Regions from separate parts of the Mus musculus genome. Here region 2 is linked to region 1. The links are chromatin loops, found by intact Hi-C in ENCODE. Cell type or tissue: gastrocnemius. All regions are shown on one strand. Links, peaks and the distances in the headings refer to the core of each region. The heading gives the core; the rest is flanking DNA. Region 1 overlaps B3gnt2 (UDP-GlcNAc:betaGal beta-1,3-N-acetylglucosaminyltransferase 2). Region 2 has its middle 59 kb from the start of B3gnt2.

The links. Hi-C counts contacts between places; a loop is a spot of excess contacts. Peaks named below come from ENCODE experiments on the same cell type or tissue, not always from the same donor. Only the 100,000 strongest peaks of a DNase experiment are listed, where the experiment ranks them.
Region 2: it touches region 1 in a loop (2.4-fold over the local background); 5 of 42 quality-filtered maps call a loop at or near these places.

The regions. Positions count from the first base shown.
Region 1 is chr11:22,846,845-22,857,540 of GRCm38, reverse strand. The region is part of intron 1 of B3gnt2 (UDP-GlcNAc:betaGal beta-1,3-N-acetylglucosaminyltransferase 2); the gene reads left to right. Among named protein-coding and RNA genes, the nearest start is that of B3gnt2, 7.5 kb to the left of the region's middle. In gastrocnemius, for the core only: no CTCF peak of the experiment used is centred there; no DNase peak of the experiment used is centred there; H3K27ac peaks cover 4,451 bases.
Region 2 is chr11:22,795,313-22,806,008 of GRCm38, reverse strand. No RefSeq gene overlaps it. Among named protein-coding and RNA genes, the nearest start is that of B3gnt2, 59 kb to the left of the region's middle. In gastrocnemius, for the core only: no CTCF peak of the experiment used is centred there; a DNase peak (open chromatin) is centred at 5,756; H3K4me3 peaks cover 256 bases; H3K27ac peaks cover 689 bases.

The DNA.
Region 1 (10,696 bases), core at 1,035-9,034:
CTTGCTTAAAAAAAAAATCGCATGGTGGTTCACACACCTTTAATCCCAGTACTCAGAGTCAGAGGCTGAGGATTGCCAGAGTTCAGAAGGCCAGCCTGGGTTACAAAGAAACCTTGTTTCAGAAAACCAAAAAACAATTTTAAAATAATTTGGATTTCCCTTGTTCTCACATAGTACAGTTAGGCTAAAAAGGGAAAGGGGAACCGATAATTTACTGTTGACTCTGCCCTATACTGTTGGTTCAAATGTGTGTGCTTGGTTTTTTAAGGGTTATATTAGGAAACAAGATCCAAACATTGTTGCTTAACCTAAAAATGATGCTGGTTGGTCTAAAAGGCTGGTCTAAAAGCTAATATTTGGTAATACGACCTGTTATAACACACAAATAGTGGTACATAAATTACCAAAACTCAGAAATTATCATAGAGGTCTTTTGGTCTTCTGTAATTGCTCTGGGGTCAAAAATCATTATGATCAGTTGTCTGACATTTTTTAGTGATTACGGATTAAATCGTGAATTGAATGAGGCTCGCTTCATTTGAAAGCTATAAGTATTACCTAACAACTGAAGTCGTCCAGTAAAGGAGATAGTGCATCGCTCCAGCTCACCTCACCTTGCCCTCCCTAGATGTAGCTCTGGCTGTCTCTTTTCCCTTTCTGGACGGAGTGGGCACTTGCTGAATATATTCAAATGGTAGGATGAATGTATTCCTCTCTGGAGAGGCAATTACTGTTTGTATAAGAGGTGTGCGCATGTGTGAGGTGAGGCTTTTTGAGAATTGATGTAATGATTTCATCATTAGCCACTGCTGGAGAAGTTTGCCAGTCTGAACAGAGCCTGAGTGGGAAGCATGAGGCACCAACTGTTTGTGGAGGATTTGTTCCTGGGGCAGCTACTACTGGAAACATTATTCCTACTGAGTTTTCTATTCCTTTCAACTGTATGTTGCCCCTTCTGTGAGTTTTTTGTTGTTGTTGTTGGTGGTGGTGGTGGTGTTGGGTTTTTTTTTTAACTCTTTTGCTGCCTGCTTTGTTTGCTTGATGTGGCTTAATTACTGTAACAAAATTCAAACTCTTTGAGAGCCAACATTGTATCTGATTACAATATAATGCACATTTTTAACATTTATGTAAGGTTAGGTGTCCACATTTCCTTATGTAAATGTAAGAAATTATTTGAAATTATTTTCTGTTTGTCTATAGACATTCCCTCCAGCAGGGCTTAATTTTTTTTAATTTTTTTTTATTTGGTAGGGAAATTCCCATTAGCCAAGCAATTGATACTTGCCACTTTCCATTGTTACATTTAAAACTAGGTTTGTGTAGAGCCTTCACTCTGGTGTAATAACAATGTATATTGCTTAGTAGCTGTTCATTTCTTTCCCTTTAAGAAACAAACTTATTAGTCATGGTGATCAGTTCTAGGACTATAGCAAGGCTCCCTGAGCTGTGCTAAGGTAAGATAGTTAGGAGCATGAACTTGGAGTCTGTTAGCTAAGCTTTTCCTTTTAGTTGATGAGGCACAGTGTGAGGTTCTGTTTATGTTACACAGTCAGACCCTGAGCTGTTTCACTAGGTTTCTGTGCTTCTTTTCTCTCTCTCTCTCTCTCTCTCTCTCTCTCTCTCTCTCTCTCTCTCTCTCTCTCAGATATATAAGTACACTGTAGCTGTCTTCAGACACACCGGAAGAGGGCATCAGATCTCATTACAGATGGTTTTGGGCCACCATGTGGTTGCTGGGATTTGAACTCAGGACCTCTGGAAGAGCAGTCAGTGCTCTTAACCACCGAGTCATCTCGCCAGCCCATCTCTGTCCCTTTTCTAAAGGTGCTCACCATAGATTGGTTTTCTCTATCCTGCAGTTAATTGGAATCTGCTGTAGCATATGTAGTGTTTTATAACCCGTGAGATTTGAAAGCTGGATTTGCCCCTAGCTGTGTGATGGTGGGTAAGTTGCTTGGTCTCCCTGAACCTCAGTTTTATCAATGTGAGATGATAGGAAAATTAAAGTGAATGATACCTGGGCTGCTGAGATTCTCAGTGAGTTTGGGGGTACCTATCATCAAGCCTGACGTGGACTTTATGAGTATGGTGGAAGGAGAGAAGCAATTCCCACTTGTTTTCCTCTGACCTCTGCTTTTGTTTCATGACTGGTGCTCACAAGCATGTGCTCATACATGCACATTTAATAAAACACCAGTACCTGAGATGCTGATAGCTAAAGGAATTGTATTTTTGGTTTAAATAATCTACGTCATTATAAAAAAGCTAATAAGTCTTGTTTTGAATCAGTCTTTTCTTGTTGTTGTTTTTTGTCTTTTCTTTTTTCGAGACAGGGTTTCGCTGTATAGCTCTGGCTGTCCTGGAACTCACTTTGTAGACCAGGCTGGCCTCAAACTCAGAAATCCGTCTGCCTCTGCCTCCCAAGTGCTGGGATTAAAGGCGTGCGCCACCACACCGATCATTTTGAGACAGTCTTAAACACCCTCTCCACCCTGGCTCCCTGGTACTCAGGATGTAAATCAGGCTGATCCTCAAACTCAGACCCACCTGCCTCTGCCTCCCTAGTCCTGGTGCACCTCCCCATGCCTAGCAAATGTTGGTCTTGCTCTGTGGCATTTAGTTGAAATAAGCTGTGTCTTTAAAGTTGATGACCTCCTATTCTTTTTTCATTGATTTATCTCTGAGGGGCCACACTTGGCTATCTCACCCGGAGCTGTTTGGGCACCTGGCTGGTATGAGCTAGCTTGTAACAGGTGAGGTGATAGAGTTCCCGAGGAGCCGTGACTAAGCACTCAGGTGCTCAGACGGCCTTTACCACTTCATGTTTTGTGAGTGAATTATTCCAAAAGTGAGAGCACATTGCAGTTGCTTTAATTGCATGCTTCACTCTGACTGGTTAAACCACCCTCATGTGTTAATGGACATGTCTCATTCTTGGTTTTGTTTTGTTTTGTTTTGTCTGAGACAGGGTTTCTCTGTGTAGCCCTGACTGTCCTGGAACTCACTCTGTAGACCGGACTGGCCTGGAACCCAGAAATCCGCCTGCCTCTGCCTCCCGCCACCACTGCCTAGCACATGTCTCATTCTTAACTGCATCTTGGATGATTGATACTTCACTCTTTTGCTTTGTTTTTTATTTTCTCCTAAAAGGATCTTTTTATTTACATTTACTTAGAAACAGTATTCAAGATATCTTAAAGGGAAATGCCTTTGGTTGCACGGCAAGTTAAGGATAACCTCCTGTCACTGACTTCATTTGTCCCCTTCGAAGGGCTCACCTCTGCATTTTCCAGCACTTCTGGAATAACCAGGAAAAGCATATTGTTGCTGCATTAGGTGACATTGACACTTGTGGATCTGCCTTAGAGGGTGCTAGCAAATGATAGATAGCAAGTCTTTGAAAGCCTAGGCCTGAGACTGTCCACATAGAAGCTGGCACATTGTTTGAGAAGTGATGGCTGCTTGTGGCAGCTGTGTTTGCAGGCAGATTGCTATGGTCTGGGTCCCCTTTGTCCTATTGGGTCTGGAGTGTTTCCACACACGGTTACAGCATATGTTGGGAGCAGACAAGAAAGGCTTCCTGAGGAAGTGGCATTGAGACTTCACCTCACAATGATGAATGAAAAATGCTTCAAAAGGAGAAAGCAGTTGGAGGGCCGAGGACACAGCAAGAGGCTCAAGCATGCAAGGTCAGAGGAATACCCTCTCCACACCCCAGCTTTGGAGAACAGGGGAGGTGACCAACCTTAGTGACCATGTAGAGACAGGAGGTAGTAGAGAGCCATTGAATGATTTTGCAGTTGTTGAAGAAATGAGCATGAGGTGGAGAGGAGGCACACTGGGAGGCTGGTGTAGTTTGTGATCTGCAGACTGCCTGCTTCCTGTTATTCTGCATATGTGGTCTCACAAGCTGGAGGGATCCTTTAAAAATGGAAATATCTGGAGGTCACTTCTCTGGGCTGACTCCTCCTGTTTCTGTTGAAATGTATTGACAGTTCTGGGGTCTACTAGAATATCTACCTCTGTTCTTCTCTCCCTCCCATTACCATCCTGCCCTTTGGCTCTTGTGCCTACCACTCCCCTTAGGGGTGCTGGTGCTGCCTTGCTGTCCCTGGCCATCAGTGTTAGCTTGTTCCCCAGCCTCTGTCTGTTTTAGGCATGTTGGTATTTGTCCGAGTACCTCATTGGTTTTAGAAAGGGAAAGTTGAGGGTCCCGGGAGTGGTCCAGGGTTAAAGTGTACGTTTCATTTGACAGATTCTAGAGGTGGGAAAAAACCGACTCTGTGAGGGGGTGGCATTTGGAAACATAAAGGCAGACGTGGGGAAGTGTGAACCTCAGGCAGATCTGACTGGGTAGAGTTTGGGGTGGTGTCTAAGAGAGACCCAGGGACCAGAGTGTCTGCTAAGGGAAAGCCCAGCAGCAGAGTTGGCCCAGCTCTACCTAAGGGACTGCCATTTGTCCCCATCTTGAGGACTCTGCCTAGGATCCAAAGCTGCCAGTCAGGAGAAAGAGGAGGAGAGTGGTGCTGAAATCATGGTAAGCTGTGTTGGGCTGTAAGTAAGTAGAATGCAAGAACTATGACAGTCTAGCTGGGAAGGGGGTTGTTTGGGAAGGTCAGCGTAGGGCTAGCAGCACCAGCAAGGAGAGCATGTCTGTGACCACCAGAGAGGGCAGAAATTGAGGCCACTGCTTGACCCTGGCCCTAGGGGCCTGTGTCTGCTGTTACTGGAGTGGGACTCTAGGGCAGTAGCCTTGGGGTGGGTAGCATGGCCAACCAGGCCAGTAGAGATTTTATTGATGGTGGTTTTTGACTCTGGGGCTGATGACGAGCATCTTGGTAACTATGGCAACTGGTTAAGGGCAGTATTTCCTGCCCTTCTTGGGAGGGAAAAACAACCAAATAAAACCTTAGGGTTGGCTGGTGAGTATAACTTTCATCCCAGCTCTGAGCAACAGAGGCAAGAAGATCTCTGAGTTTTAGTCCAGCCTGGTCTGCTTGAGACTGTCTTCAGGCTCTCTGAGACCACATTCACACATGGGTTGAACGCATGCTCCAAGTCTGTTCTGTGAAGGTCCTGACATTTTAGGAAGATTCTGTGACCCGTGAACTCCACACTTAAGAGTTCATGTTGAGGATTTTAAGAAATTGCTCTTTGGAATGCACTACATGTGTGTGTGTGTGTGTGTGTGAGAGAGAGAGAGAGAGAGAGAGAGAGAGACAGACAGACAGACAGACCGACAGACGTCTGTCTTGTCCATCCCTGGCTTTTAAGTGCCTGTGCCCTTAAATGAATCCTTTAGGTCTGCTTTAGGTCTGGCCTTAGATTGTCAAGGGAAGCCCAGTGACATTTAAAAATCGAATTATTTGAGTTATTTGTCTAATACAAAAAAAGATCAAAGTGAGTTTATAAACAGATGCTTCCCTCTTAATCTTGGAGCTCTGTAGTGGAAAATTCAACCAAAGATGGGAAATATTTAGAAAAAACAGAAAAAAAAAAACCCCAAACAATAGAAAATGATACAATAAAAGTAACACAAGTTAAAGATACAATGTGACTCTAGCCCTTCACTGTGCTAGTGTGGCAGGCTCTGTAGCACAAGCTGAGTGCCCAGCCATGTTTCAGAGGCATCTTTCTGAGGCCTTGATAGGTACCAGTTGTACCTTGTTTGCTTTGCTTGTTTAAATGAGAGGCAACCATTTTACTATTCTTTGCCACATAAGGAATTACCTCTCTTCAAATGAACTTAAAATATCTCCTATTTTTAACTAAAAATATACTCCTATTTTTAACCGAGTGTTTTCTTTTGAGTTTTTGTTCTCAAGGTTCTGTTGGGTCTTCTGTTAAAAAGGAAAAAAAAAAAAACTCTTTATAATGGAAATTTTCAAATCCGGTAATGTGTTGAAGCCTCGGGCAATCCTGTTCTTGCCCCACCCTACCCATATCCTGTCTGCTGCAGGCTCTAAGCCGAGGGGAGAGGGAAGTGTCCTGGGTAGGGTGAGGCAGATAAATCCCTTCAGCCCTAGAGGGTGGATTGCTGCAGCCCTAGTTCCTATAATAGTAGTACATGCTGGGATTTAGTACTGAGGTGATGGGAATTACTTATTCAAAGAGACTGGGTTTCCAGTCAGTTCCTCAGTGTGCCCATATATTGAATGAATACTAATTTTTCTTGGTGAGTGGCCAGAGAAAGATACATTACTATTTTGAAGGTAAATGTGTTTTAAATCTATGTGCAAATATTTTAAAATTGTAGCCAAGACAGTCCGCAGATACTGTTCAGTAAATTGAAGTCTAAACAACATCCAAGAGGGTAGAGAGGAATTGGAAGTGAGGCCTGAGGGAAAGGGTGGCTTGTTTGTGTCACCCCAGAGCCAGATGTCCTAGGAATAGTCTGGGAGGAGATGGATGGATGGACTCTTACCATAGGGCAGAGGCGACTGGATGCATGGGAAGAGTGATACTTGGTTCTTATTGGTGGGGTGCTAGGGGGGCATCCATCTTTTAGGGCTCTTGAGGTGTGGCATGTAGTCTGCCTCTCTCTGGGCTCAGAGCCAGTCTCAGCTTTCCTGGAGCCATTCTGTTTGGCAAACAGACCTGGGAGGAGAGGTACATTGAGGGGACTAGATCTTCTCTTCTTTTAGAGGGGTGGGCTGCTCTGTGTGGGGCACTAAGAATCAGGAGGTGATTGTACAGTTCCCACAGAGAGCAGGGACTGAGCCTGGCCCTTCATGGATGGGGTAGAACTAAGAAGCAAGAGACCCGTCAAAGGCATTGACAGTAGCACTTCTGGATGGAGGGGGGTCAAGTCCCTGAGAGTGCTCGATGGGATGACTGTCTTCCCTCCATGCCTCTACTCCATACTGCTTCTTGCTGCCTCCTGCTTCTCTCAGAAGTCAGAACCTCAGCCAAGTTTCTGGCCTTAGGGGCCAGTTTCTCCCTAAAGTGAGGGAGGAGACTTGGTAACCATTTTCCTGGCTTATGCATTCTGTGGGCCCTTGATTAGACCTACAGCTGGAAGGAGCACAATGAGGATGTAGGAGTGCCATTTGTTATTTACAATTTTCTACCTAAAGAAAATCTGGGCTAAAATTAACACACCAAGTAATGAGTTCCGTTATCTTTGTCTGTTTTGCCTTGCTAAGTGTGGAGCCCAAGTTCTGGATATTCTAGGCATGTGCTCTGCTACTGCATTGCACCACCAGGCTCTGCTGTGGTTTCCGTGCCCAGGGCTTTGTTTGACCCACACTGACCTTGGATCTACTGTGTAGTGAAGAACTTCTGTTCTTCCAGTTTCTACTCCTAATGCGACCATAAGCATGTGTGGTGCTAAGGATCAAATCCAGGGCTTCTGGCAGCCTAGGCAAGCACTCATCTAGCTGGGTCACATTCCCAGTTCTCACGCCTGTTTGTAGAAGAGTCAGGTAGCTGTCCTTTAAGAGACTGTAATACAGTAAGTCTAGGAGTTGTGGAGTCTCAGGCTGTGGTCTCTTATTTCCCTTGGTGTCTTCTTCACAGTAATCAAGGACGTGTTCTCTTTTGGGAAAATTTGTTACTGGAAGCCTCTGTCCTAACAGCGGAGAAGTTGAAACTTCCCAAAGCAATTTATTAGGTTACTTAAAATAAACACGGTGTTTGAGATACTCTCGAACTTTATTTCATAGAGCATAGGAATTACCAAATATAGTTAGTTAGAATTGAGAAAGACAGAGTTTGCCCATAGAGTATGTGCTGAGAATAGCTTAGGTTTGTGTTGTTTGTGTGTTTGCTTTAAGGCGGTCTTGTTGGGTAGTCCAGATGTCTTCATACATACTTGTGATTCTCCTGACTCCCCAAGTGATGGGATTATAGGACTATGACACCAGGTCTAACTTTACATAGGTGATTTAAAATTTTTATTTTTAAATTTTTTACTTTGTGTGTGTGCGTGCCACATATGTGTGTGCCCATTGAGGCCAGAAGGCCTGGAGCTGAAGGTACATACAATGTAGCTAAGCCTCTCATGAGATGCTGGGAACTGAACTTGGGTTCTTAGAAGAACAGCCAGTGTTCTTAACCACTGAACCATCTCTCTATCCCTTAATTGAAATTTTTTAGAAGATTTACTTTTAAGTAAGTGTGTGTGTGTGTGTGTGTGTGTGTGTGTGTGTACGTACATACATACACATTTGCTCCTAGGGGTTAAAGAGGACATCAGAGCCCTTGGAGCACACTATGGTCATGATCATTCTAATAGTTACTTAAAGTTTGTCTTCTAACTGTTTTAACTGGCTTTTACTGTATGAATCTATAGAAATGGGTACCCAGCCCCCAGCCTACCTTTACACCAAGATTACCAAGCCAAGATCAGTGGCCTGCTTATTTCCAGAAGCAATTACACCCTTTATATAATGGGATTCTGTTTCTAGTCCAGTACTGTAATCTATGTTTGTGCATTTTTATTAATTTTTAATTGCCTTCTTCCTCCCTTTCCCCATCCCTTGGGCCTGTGTTTGTTTATAGACCTACTTAGTTGTGACTGTTTCCTGAGAGTGTTCTCAGGTAGCTCCACTGTCTTGAGGATGGTACTGGGTAATGTTGTCCTAGTATTAGCAAGTGGGGTATTAAGGAGAAAAGGTTTTTGACAAAACTCACCGTAAAAGAACTGGCAAGTAGCCAGCCAAGGACTAGAGGAGAAATGGTGGCTCATGTATGAATCTATCCAAGGATGATTGTCGCAAGCACTGTTAGAGACTTGATCAGAAAGCGGAAGCTTCCCTAAAAGCTGGGCGTGGTTGGCTGCACCTGCTTGCTACCTCAGCACACTTGGGAGGTAAGTCATGAGGACCAGGACCTCAGGGTTGCCCTTGAGGAAATTGCCCCTGTGTAGGAAATTCACGACCCCTGGTTGAAGACCCAGCCTGAAAAAACGGCAGAAAAGTCTTCCCTTTCTGTCCCCCTGCTTCCTCCTCTGCCCCTGGAGCCCTGTGAGTTTCTTGTCCTCAGCTTTGTTGTCTGTGGAGTGTCAGACTGATTAGAAATAAGAGTTCTGTTGTCCTGTCACACATGTCGTTAGAGAGTGATAAGTCAGATAAATGTGCAGGAGATGCCAAAGGCAGAAGTAATAAAGCTGCCCCAAAGTGGGTGAGGGGAACAAGAGGTTCAACTTCATGGAGCTTTTTCGTTTACTTTGTTACTGAACTAGAATTAATAGACTGTGGAAAAAGACCTTGTCACCAATGATAATTCTCCCTGAAGGTTGACAGTGACATGTTGGTTCTCCCTGTGGGTGACCTCAGCATAGTGAGGCCCTTGCCTCTGGGGACTTTGGTTTTCCTCTGTAAATAAGGAAATCTATATGGTTGCCTGGATTAGAAATCTGTTTCCTTCTGCAGTTGGGCTGCAATCCCGTGGGAAGGCATGTGTGTGTTGTTGAGTGAACAGTTGAGTGCAGTTGTACCTGGTGCTCTACCCGATTGCCTTTTCTGTCTCTGATAGGTTGGTTGCAGGGCAGGGGAGCCTGGGTTGTGGTACTGTTCCCTTCTGTCAGGTTCTGCTACTGGAGGGAGTGGAAGGCTAAAAGTTCTAACAGGATTGCATGAACATGTTTGTGGCGGGGCTAGTTTGAGCCTTTGCCAATCTTTCATTCTGTAGTGGGAATAAGTAACTAATCAAGAGTAACTCGTGAGTCATAAAACACCCAGGGGATTCCAGCCATGGCCTGAATGGTGCTTGTTACCAGACCAGCATTGCTTCAGTACCTCGTTGACCATTTGCTATGGGTCATTTCTTTCTCAATTTGATTTTTTTTTTTTTTTGCTTTTGTTTTATAAAAATCTCAGTCCTTGGTTTTTCTGAGAATTGTTTTATGCCCCTTCAAGTGTCAACAAATGCTGTGATTTAAAGACTGCTCTTCATTAGAGGTGCTCTGTCCTCTTTGATGTTGATGGTGATACACAGCACAGGAGCACAGGCTCTAGGTCTGGTTCAAAGGTCAAAGCTCAATCCTACTGGGATTAGCTCTCCACAGCTTAATTGCTTTATACTTGGGAGCTGGTTGTGAACGGTAAATGACATGAGAATATCTGGACAGAGTGCTGGGCAAAGGACAGAGTAGGAAACTCGGGAAAGAAGCCCATGAGAAGATGATAAATGAGAAAACCAAGACATGTTCTTTTCTGGTGGCGTGAAGAAGAGTGTCCGAGGGAGGTCAGAGGATGACCTTGTGTTTCTGGGTATGCAGTGGCAGAGGCCAGTCTGACCTCTCTCTGGTGGGTGAGGTCACAGTACTTCCATGCTAAATGACTTTGAAAGCATGTGTCTTCTTTGCCATTTTACTAAAATATTCAGATGGTTGGAAAAGTTAGGTGGCACACTGTCACGTTTTCCGTTAGAGGGGTCGACAGGAGAGAAACAGTCCTGTGTAGTCGGAGATAAGCAGAGCCTGGTGGAGGCAAACCATCTGTGCTTTCCAGAAGACATGCCTCAGTGAACCCCAAAGCCAACTGCATTTTTTTAAAAAAAAGAAAGTAATAATTATCTTTATCTGTTTATTTTGTATACACTTTCAGCTAATGCTACAGGGGAAAATGTTAGAAACCATTCCTATGGTAGAGCTAGGCAGAGATAGTAATGCATCAAATGCTTTAAGCAGGGGCAAAGACAATGAAACATTGTAACTGTACCTGCATGCCAACTGCATTTATACTCACCA
Region 2 (10,696 bases), core at 1,854-9,853, 52 kb after region 1:
GAAGGAAAAACCATCAAAATTAAGGAAGGGATACTTGCTTTATTGGAGGCATAATAGCTTCCTCTCAAAGTGGCCATAATTCATTGCCCCAGGCATCAGAAAGGGACAAGAGAAACAGCCTGAGGGAACAGGCTAGCTGATGAAGCCAAAGGGAGGCTGCCCAGACTTCCATTGCCAACATCCTGGTAGCTTTGAGGACAAGGTAAGGTCCCTCTGCGCCTTTCTCTTTTGCACCAACCTGAGATGCCACACTGATGAGGGAGAGAGAGGGGTTTTTGTTTGTTTGTTTGTTTTTGTTTGTTATTTTTTAAGATTTTGTTTATCCATTCTATATATATGATGAGTACACTGTAGCTGTCTTCAGACATACCAGAAGAGGACATCAGATCCTGTTATAGATGGTTGTGAGCCACCATGTGGTTGCTGGGAATTGAACTCAGGACCTCTGGAAGAGCAGTCAGTGCTCTCAACCCCTGAGCCATCTCTCCAGCTCAGGAGGCAGAGATTTAATGGCTAGAAGACAATAGGACATCCAGCATGGGTGTTGTGGTGGTTTGAGTGAAAATGTCTCCCGTTGGCTCATAGGGAGTGGCATAATCTGAGGTATGGCCTTGTTGGAGGAGGTGTGGCCTTGCTGGAGGAGGTATGACACTGGTGTGACTTTGAGGTTTTAGAAACTCAAGCCAGACCTAGTGGCTCACTCTTTGTTCCTGCTGCCTGCCTATCCAGATGCAGAACTCTCAGCTCCTTCTCTAGCACCATGTCTGCCTGCACACTGCCATGCTTCCTGCCATGATGATAGTGGACTAAGCCTCTGAACTGTAAGCCAGCCCCAGTTAAATGTCCTTTATAAGAGCTGCTGTGGTCATGGTGTTTCTTCACAGCAATAGAAACCTTAACTAAGACAGGTGTTTATGTTTAATTCAATTATTAGTTAATCTTCCTGTAGCTAACTCTATTACCTACACTGAGAGGTATTTCTATATTGCACAGTGTTTATGGATTTTCCTATACCTGATCTTGTGTCTGACTCAGTGGCTCCTGGAAGCTGTCAGGGGAGCAGCCAAGGGACAGTAAGTAGCACAGAACTGAGTTCTGAGACTGCAGTCTTGCCCTGGGCTTGACAGAGGGGGACAACCAGGGAGTCCTACAGTCCTAGCTGGAAGGCTCATAGATGCAGGTACGCCCACTCACCATGTCCATCTGTACCCTGCCAAGAAGTCACAAGCATGGTTCTGATTGTGAAAGAACAGGGGAAGTTGTAGCCGACAGGCCTGTTCTGAATCCTTGTTATAGTAGTGTTATGTGAGAGTATGTGAGAGTACAATTATATGAAAAAGTCAGGTTCAATATGTAATTTTTATTATTTTATACAAATAAACATGCATCAGAAACATATTTAACAAATAAGAGCCAGTAGGATGCAAATGTCAGTTCATGCCTGTAATTCCATCTCTGGAGTCTGAGGCAGGAGGGTGCTGAGTTCAAGGCTAACCTGGGCCACAAAAATTGTTTTTGTAAAATATCCTGATTAATAACAATTAGCAAGTTAAAAAGAGATGTACTACTTAGAAAATTAGATAATTCCCTGGGCCAGGCCTCTTAGTACCCAAATCCAGCATTACTCAAAGGGAGTTCCAAAATCTCTGTCCCATTTCCAAGGCTTGGGCAATTTTTCCAGATGAAAGTAAATATGAATGCAGAACTGTGCCCAGGAGGAAATGGCGAGCCACACCATTTAAGACAAACAAACAAACAAACAAAGAAAACCAGGAGCCCAGAGCTGTGCCGTGTGCCCCAGCCACCTAGGCTGTCTTAGTTACAATAGTGAGGCAGGAAAGTAGTGCAGAGAGTGAGGTGTCAAAGCCTTGTCGAAAGCTACACAAAATTAGCACATTAAATAAGTCCAGAAAACACAAGAACCTGAGTTGGATCCTCAGAACCCATGTTTTAGATCCCTTGTTTTGGTGAGGTAAACAAGAGGGCCCCTGGGCTCATTAGCTAACATAGCCTACTTGGTAGGCTACAGGCCAGGGGGAGACCCTATAAAGATCTATAAAGGTGAGTGGCATCTGAAAAATGGTACTGGAGGTTTAGGCTGACCTCTGGTCCTTACATACATATGTACACTCACAAACACACTAATGCCAGCAAGTTAGAGGCCTGGGGGTGTGGCACTGGATTAACATGCACACCCATGTGGTGTCTGCCACACACCTGTGATTCTAGCTCTCTGGAAGTGGAATCAGGAGGATCAGAAATTCAAGGTCAGTTGCAGTTGCAAAGTGAGTTTGAGCCTATGAACCTAGCCTGGTGTACTGGCTGGTTTTGTGTACCAACTTGACACAAGCTGGAGTTAACACAGAGAAGGGAGCCTCCCTTGAGGAAATGCCTCCATGAGATCCAGCTGTAAGGCACTTTCTCAATTAGTGATCAAGGGGGAGGAAGGAGCTAGCCCATTGTAGGTGGCACCATCCCTAGGCTGGTAGTCTTGGGTTCTATAAGGAAACAAGCTGAGGGCTGAAGAGATGGCTTAGCAGTTAAGAGCACTGACTTAGAGATCCTGAGTTCAATTCCCATCAACCACATGGTGGCTTACAACCATCTATAACAGGATCTGATGTCCTCTTCTTGTGTGTCTAAAGACAGCTACAGTGTACTTGTGTAAATAAAATAAATCTTAAAAAAAAGTATTCAAGCAAATACACATGACATGAAATTATGTGTGTGTGTGTCTTAGTGAGGGCAGGACCTTGGAGTCAGGTGCTGATGCAGAGGCCATGGAGAGGTGGTGCGGCTCACTGGCTTGCTTCCCCTAGCTTGTATGTGTACACACACACACACACAAACATATGTGTGTGCATGTGTGTGTGTGTGTGTGTGTGTATATACATATACATATATATATACACACATACACATACACATACACATACATATACATATACATATTGTACTGGCTAGTTTTGAGTCAACTTGACACAAGCTGGAGTTATCACAGAAAAAGGAGCTTCAGTTGGGGAAATGCCTCCATGAGATCCAGCTATAAGGCATTTTCTCAATTAGTGATCAAGGGGGGAGGTCCCCTTGTGGGTGGTGCCATCTCTGGGCTGGTAGTCTTGGGTTCTATAAGAGAGCAGACTGAGCAAGCCAGGGGAAGCAAGCCAGTAAGAAACATCCCTCCATGGCCTCTGCATTAGCTCCTGCTTCCTGACCTGCTTGAGTTCCAGTCCTGACTTCCCTTGTTGATGAACAGCAATGTGGAAGTATAAGCTGAATAAACCCTTTCCTCCCCAACTTGCTTCTTGGTCATGATGTTTGTGCAGGAATAAAAACCCTAACTAAGACAAATTGGTACCAGGAGTGGGGTACTCCTGTGACAAGTTGACTATGTTTTGGGGAGGACTGTGGAAGGACTTTGTAACTTTGGGTTAGAAGAGCTATTGGGTGTCTGTGGGATGTTCTGTAGGAGCTTGGAAGATAATGTTGAGAACAGTGCTTATAAAATTCTAGATGGAGACCTGGCTTATAAAATTCCAGAGGGAAGGTTAAAGACTCTTATCAGGGCCATTGCTGTTTTGATTGTGAAGATTCTGTGGTTCTGGTTAGCTGGGGCTGAAGAATCAGCTGTGATTAACAAGATACCAGAACTACTAAAGTGAAACCTTTGCATTACTGGGACTGCTGATGCTGGTTAGCTGGAGCTAAGAAATTAGTGGTGATTAAGAAGGATCAGCATCATTGAGGTGAAATCTTCTGGGAAGTGTTTTCTGAGAGCACAAAGAGGCTGTGTTCCAGAGATAACCAAGGTTGTACCTTGTGTTGTGGCTGGAGTTAGTAATGTGTAAGAGTCACCCAGGTGGTACTGGTTTTGAAGGCATGAAGGAGTCATGAAGAGCAGCTGAGGCTTGGCACTGTAAGAGGCCATGGAAGGCCATTGGTGAGGGTGCAGCCATAGTTGCAATTGATTGCCCAGGACTGAAGGGGTCATGCAAAGGAGTTGAGGCTTGGCACCATGAAGAGAGCTTATGAGAGGTTATTGGTGAAGCTTAGTTGCATCGGAAGACAGCAGTATTTTTGGAGATGCCTTTACTATGAGATGACCACCAAGAACAGCAGCAGCAGTGGAGTATAGGCAGCTGGAACCTAGAAGACAAGGTGTATACTTGGAGGGGCAGAGCTGAAGAAGTGACCCAAGCCCTTGGAGGAGCCCAGAAGATTGTGAGTGGATCCCAGACATTGGGCAGTTTGATTTTACTTTTGATTGTGACTGTGCTCTGATATTTTTCCCTCTTGAGGTCAGAAGGTATTTTAGTGGAGCCCATAGTTAAGAGACTTTGAACTGCAAAAAGACTTTAAATTTCAAGAGATTGGATATTTTAAAGGGATTGAAAATTTAACATATAAGAACTTGTAAAGACTGTGGGACTTTTAAAGTTATTTAGATCTTGGAGATGAATAAAAAGTAAGGGTTGAGGCTTAATAGTGATGTGTTTGTTAAGTTGACAAGGGATCAGTTGTACTGGCTGGGTTTGTGTGTCAACTTGACACAAGCTGGAGTTATCACAGAGAAAGGAGTCTCCCTTGAGGAAATGCTTCCATGAGATCCAGCTGTAAGGCATTTCCTCAATTAGTGATCAAGGGTGAGGGCCTAGTCCATTGTGGGTGGTGCCATCCCTGGGCTGGTGGTCTTGGGTTCTATAAGAGAGCAGGCTGAGCAAGCCAGGGGAAGCAAGCCAGTAAGGAACATCCCTCTGTGGCCTCTGCATCAGCTCCTGTCTCCAAGTTTCTGCCCTGTGTGAGTTCCTGTCTTGACTTCCTTTGGTGATAAACAGCAGTGTAGAAGTGTAAGCTGAATAAACCCTTTCCTCCCAAACTTGCTTCTTGGTCATGATGTTTTGTACAGGAATAGAAACCCTGAATAAGACCCTTGGCTACTTGGAACCCTGTCTCAAAACAAAACAAAATCAACAGACGCAGAGGCACTAGTGCCTGGACTGTCAGAAGGGAAGCTACAGCTCATTACTACTAAAAAGCACACCATGGGTGGAAAGTTAAGATGCGAAGGAAACCTGAAGCAAATAATGCAAAACTACAGGTAACAGAGCATGTGTGGAAACCCCATGTTTACCTGACATAGCCTCCAACTCTGTACAGCACAGCACCTGAGTGGCTCTAGCCTTGCTCCAGCTCTGTCCTTAGAAGTGTATGTACTCTTTCTTAGTAAGTTATCTCTTTCTCTGCTAAATTCTTCTTTTGGGGACCCAAGAACCTGGATCCTTTCTGGAAATGTCCACAGAACCACCCATATCAGCCAATATCGATAGGAAATCTGTAGTTTCCCGGAATTTGAGAAGAGCCTCTAGGAGAGAAAGCCAGGAGGGAGTTAACTAGCTCCGTGAACCACTCGGTCATCCCCGGGCCACCAGGGTTCTCTTTTGGGGCAGTCTAGAAGCTAGCATGGCCAGTGTCGTGAAGCTAGAAAGGCTGGCATCGATTGCTTCTGGTTTCATGGCACCATTCTGACTTATAGTCAGGTGGTTCCTCTTGTTTTTCTTTTCCAGACATTGGAAATGAGACTGTGTGTGAAGACTCAGAGGAAGAGTGAGCCGCAGCAGAATCAGCAATGTTGGCCTCCTTGGAACACCTCCAGACGGTAGGAGGGGCTTCTGTAGTCCACCCTAGAATCTGCTGGTTGGTGGTTTTAAGCTTTCCTTGTGCGAGGGGCGGGGTGCTGGTGGTGAACTGCAGGTTTGCTTAGGGGGTGGTGGGAGGGCTGGAAGGGAGGCGACACAAAGCTACTTTGCTGGATGAAGAATGCTAAAAATGTGTGTGAGGAAGCAGAGCCAAGGGAGGTGGAAGTGAGCCCAAGATTGTAACAAAAAGCCCTGAGGATCCCAAGAGGGCAGGCGGGGTGGGGGCGGGGCCAGGTACGGCTGTCCTCACATGCCAGCTGGGTCTCCCGGTTTACACTTCTGGTCACACTGTTGCAGCTGAATTTCTCCTATGGGCTGTGAGCAGAGCAGGGAAGGGCAGATCTGTCCCTCGTGGCATTCACAAAAGCCAGTTCCTCTCACAGGTTTAATAATTTAGGCTTCTGAGACTACTGGGCCCAGAGCCTTTCTCCTGCAGAGAACTACGCTTTGTTTCTAGGCCTCCTCACACCTGAGCTCAACTGTGCTGCTAATGACAACCCTCCTTGCCTCTACCCGATTGACTGACCTTCACCTGGGGTGGGTATGGATCCTGTGCCCACAGTTCTGGTTCTCGGCAGCCATCTCCCACCCCAGGCACAGTTCAACTATGTGATGTTCTCATATTGCCCCCCCCCCCCGCCACCCCCACTGTCCTTCACGACCTCACAGACACCTGAATCTTCCACCTTCTGCTCCACTGTCTTCAGACCTGAACTACTTGCTTACAAGCGGGCAGGCAGCATAGCCGAGGGCAGGACTTCAGCCATGGCCTTTGCTTGAGCACCCAGACTGTATTCTGCAACTGCACTGAAAGCCACAGAGATGATGGTGGGTCAAGGCAGAGAGACAGCTTTCCTTCTGAGTGTAATCAAGGCATTTCTGTCTCAGGTTTAACAGGAAGAGACCCATGGGAGGCTCCTCAAAGCTAGTGAGTGGTAAGTTATTTCTCTCCTGTTGAAATGTGTCAATTCAAACCAGATAAGAATATATTAAAGGCAGGTCTGTTGGCAATCTGCTCTCTGTCGAGTTGACTGGACCCAAAGATGGAGGCCACGGAAGTCACCATGGAGGAAGAAGAAAAGGCTGGCTCTCACTGAGAGTTGGGGGCAGGGTATGCTAGGTAGGGACTCAGGGATGCTGAGTGAACCTGAAGGCCAGGTCTGTTTTGATATGTAAAACATGTACCTCAGTCCCTTGTTCCGGGGTCTGAAACCAGTGACATCTGTTGCTGACCTGACTTCTGGATTTCCCATGATGCACCATATTGGGATAGGTAAAGGTTTGAACATTAGAGAAGCCACTGTGCTTTGATGTCTACAGGGAGAGGTGAGGCTGCGGAGGGAAGCAGCTTCAGCCACAGAAGCAACCGGCTGACCAGGGGCTGGTGTTATAGATGTTAGGTATGTATTTTACATACCAAAGCAGACCTGGCCTCCAGGTTCTCCCAGCATCCCTCAGTCCCTACCTGGCATATCCTGCCCCCAACCCTGAACTCTCCAGCCCAGGGCTGGGCTGCCCTTCCCTCAGAGGCTTCTCCTTATAGAATGCAGGCATTTTGCTTCTCTCTCCCTCTGCCTTTCTCCCTGTCTGCCTCCGTCCTCTCTCTTCCTCTTTCCCTCTCTCTCCCTCTCTCCCTCTCTTTCCCTCTCTCCCTTCCTCCCTCTGCCCCCCCCCCCCCGCCCTGCTCTCCCCTTTCTCTCTCCTCTTCCTCTCCACACACAGGGGCCTTTTCTCTCTTTTTCGCCCCCTACCCCACTCCCCATGGCAACTCCCCTAGCTTTAATCCTTGGGGATGGTGAACTCATCCAAGAGCAGCTTCTAAATAAACATGCCTTTAATATCACCATCTGGAGAAATAGCCTATCAACAGAAACATTGAAGGCCCAATTAAATGGAAAGCTCTTGCCTCCTAGTAGAAAGAATGGAATTATCTGGGTGGAGACTGAGGTAGTACAGTCAGGCAGGCCAGCCACATGGGTCCCTTCCCTAGGGAGGAAGGCCTGTGTACCTTGAGTTATGCTGAAGAGGTAGGACGAATAATTTAAGAATTTAATGAGAGTCCTCAGAAGCCTCTCTGAGGCTCTGTGGGTTTGCCCACCTTTGTGAGTCTTCTTTTATGCCCTCTTCTTTCAGGTTCCAGCCAGAGTCCAAGTGTACCTTTTCTGGTACTTTGGGCTTCCCACCCTATCTCTGAAGTCCCCTTTCCCTATCTGACATGCAGGGGAATGTCAGCTATGTGGCTGAGAGCCATGCCCTTTCCTACTTATAAATTTATAAATCTTTCTCTAAAACACACCCAGTGTGGTCCATGAATTTCAGTCTTTGAATTCACAGTGCAAACCCCAAAATCCTGCTTTGTGGGAGAGTTGGCAACTAGGTTTTGGGACTCTAGCTCTCTCCTAAAACCTCTCTCTCTCTCTCTCTCTCTCTCTCTCTCTCTATATATATATATATATATATATATATATATATATTATATTGTAATATATTTATATTATATATTATATATTATATTATAATATATTATATTATATATAATTAAATAAATCTAAAATAAATTAAAAGCATAAAAGGTAAGACAACCACGATGGCACTTTAGTCTCAATACTCAGGAGGCACAGACAGGTAGATCTTTGTGATTTTGGAGTCCAGCCTGATCTACATAGCAAACTCAGGCCAGACAGAGCTATATGATGGGACTCTGTCTAAAAATAGACTAATAAGCCGGGTGTGGTGATATACACCTTTAATCTTGGAACTTGGGAGGTGGATGCAGGCAGATCTAGTTCGAGACCAGCCTGGTCCACATAGCAAGTTCCAGGCCAGTTCTATCCTTGTCTCAAAATAATGATGATGATTGATAGTGATGGTGACAATGATGACGACAACTGAGGAAGACACTCAGCATCAATCTCTAGCTCCACAGTTCATGGCACATGAGCACACTTGCAGCTGTAGTAGATTAATCCACTCTATCTGCCCAGCAGCAGCAGCCCAAGTTCCTCACTACCATACCAATGTTGTGGATTCTTGAATAAGACACACACACAGCCTTATGTTTAATATGCCTTAAGCAGCTCAATGACTGGGCACTTCCACATGGCTTACACACTCTCTCCTCTGATATTCCTGAGTTATTACTTACTAAACCTATATTCCATCTTGGCTGCCCCAGAACCAGGCCTGTACGCCGCCTGGGCACGATCCCCGACTCTTACATGTTGACAGTCTCTCTGTCTCTCTGTCCTACATTTTTTAGGCTTGGACCTTCTCCTTCCTCAGCATGACACCTTCTTCCCCTGTGTCTCTTGCCCAGGAATCCTAAAAGTCCTGCCTCTGTCTCCCTGCCCAGCTATTGGCTGCTGGCAACCTCATTTATCAATCAAAGCCAACTGGGGGCAGAGACCCTCAGCATCCTACATACAGACCTGTATAATTTCAGGAACCCAATTAATGTAATACAAGCAGTAAACCAAATCCACAACACATACCTGTGCACATATATGTGAGACACACATATGTATTCTCTCTCTCTCTCTCTCTCTCTCTCTCTCTCTTTCTCTCTTTCTCTCTCTCTCTCACACACACACAAGGTGCATGACAGCATGGACTGTGATTACATTTTTATCAATTGCTGGAAGTCTGTGGATGGAGGGTTAGTGTTTGCCTGTAACTGGGAATGTCAGGAGACTAGTAGCAGAAGATAGTTTCATTTTAGCGTGATGGAAGTGTTCTGAAGTTGATTGTGTGAGCATGACAGCACAGCTTAGAAACCCCTAGCAACCAGTATGCACATGGTAGAGGAAGGATGGAGCTCACCTGTCTCCCAGCCCAGACCTGGGCACTAAAAGGTGTAGGCTCCCACTTGGCAGGGATGAGTAAAGGCCATTATTTCAGAGAAATCAACGAGAGACTTCTCATGCTGTCTCTTCTCCCGTCAGGGTGGGAACCTGGGCCTCTGTGTAGTCTCCCCAGGAATTTAGTACCTTAAGATACTGATACCCCTCAGCTCTGGGGTTGCTCAGTTAAGGCTGGCAACAACATGCACCAGGCTCTATTTCCCGACAGGAAGAGAATTATCTGCCTATCTCAGTAGCCCTCCAGCTGTCGTCCTGAGGTACAGGATACAGGTCTTGGGCCCTTAACACTTGGCCTGCATGTAGTTGTTGTCCTGGAGACGCATGAAGCAGAGACTGTCTGCCTTATCCCATCCCTGTGTGCAGCCTTGGCACTGTGCGGCATGCAATGAGCAGAGACTTTGCTGAGTGATGAGTAAGTGAGGTCTGGTTTTAGCCCATCCCACTGGCTATTTCTTCCCAACTAGGGGTCAACCAGGATGTTTGCAAACTGGTGAAGAGAGAGGGTGTGAATCCTTCACGTTTGCTCCTTGTCATCTCAGTCAGGGCTATGAATTATTAATCATCTCATTTCTTAGGACGGTGTTTGGCCCTTTGGCCATCCCCCTTTCCCAGCATCATAGACAGAAGTACTTTCCATCTGATTTCAGAATTGCTACCTCCCTCTACATCATTCTAGTTCAGGAAGAAAAAGCAGGAAGCAGCTGGAAGGATGTTTTTGCATTTTCAAGCTTCATGTGTCCAGACTGTTATACATCTGGCTCCCAGGACAACAACTACATGCAGGCCATGTGTTTCTTAGAAATCCTGACAGGATGTGGCTATACACTAGGCATACATTCTACCTTCCACAGTCAGGAGGAGGCCAAGGCTGGGTTCTTAATGCCTTCCCTCATCACTTCTGGGTAAGGGCTGACTCTGATTCTCTGGCTGTCACTTCCCTCAGATGCCCCAAAGCCAGGATTTCTTTGAGCTCACACCTGAATCACCAGCTAGGTCACCCAATGCTGTGACATGTCTTCTGCAATCACATGTTTTAGGTGACCACAAGTTTGCTTTGGATAGGCAAAGCACAATGCCAGAACAGCAAGGTGTCAGCTGTCATGGTATCTATTTAAGAAACTGGTGGCTCCCTGCCCCTGG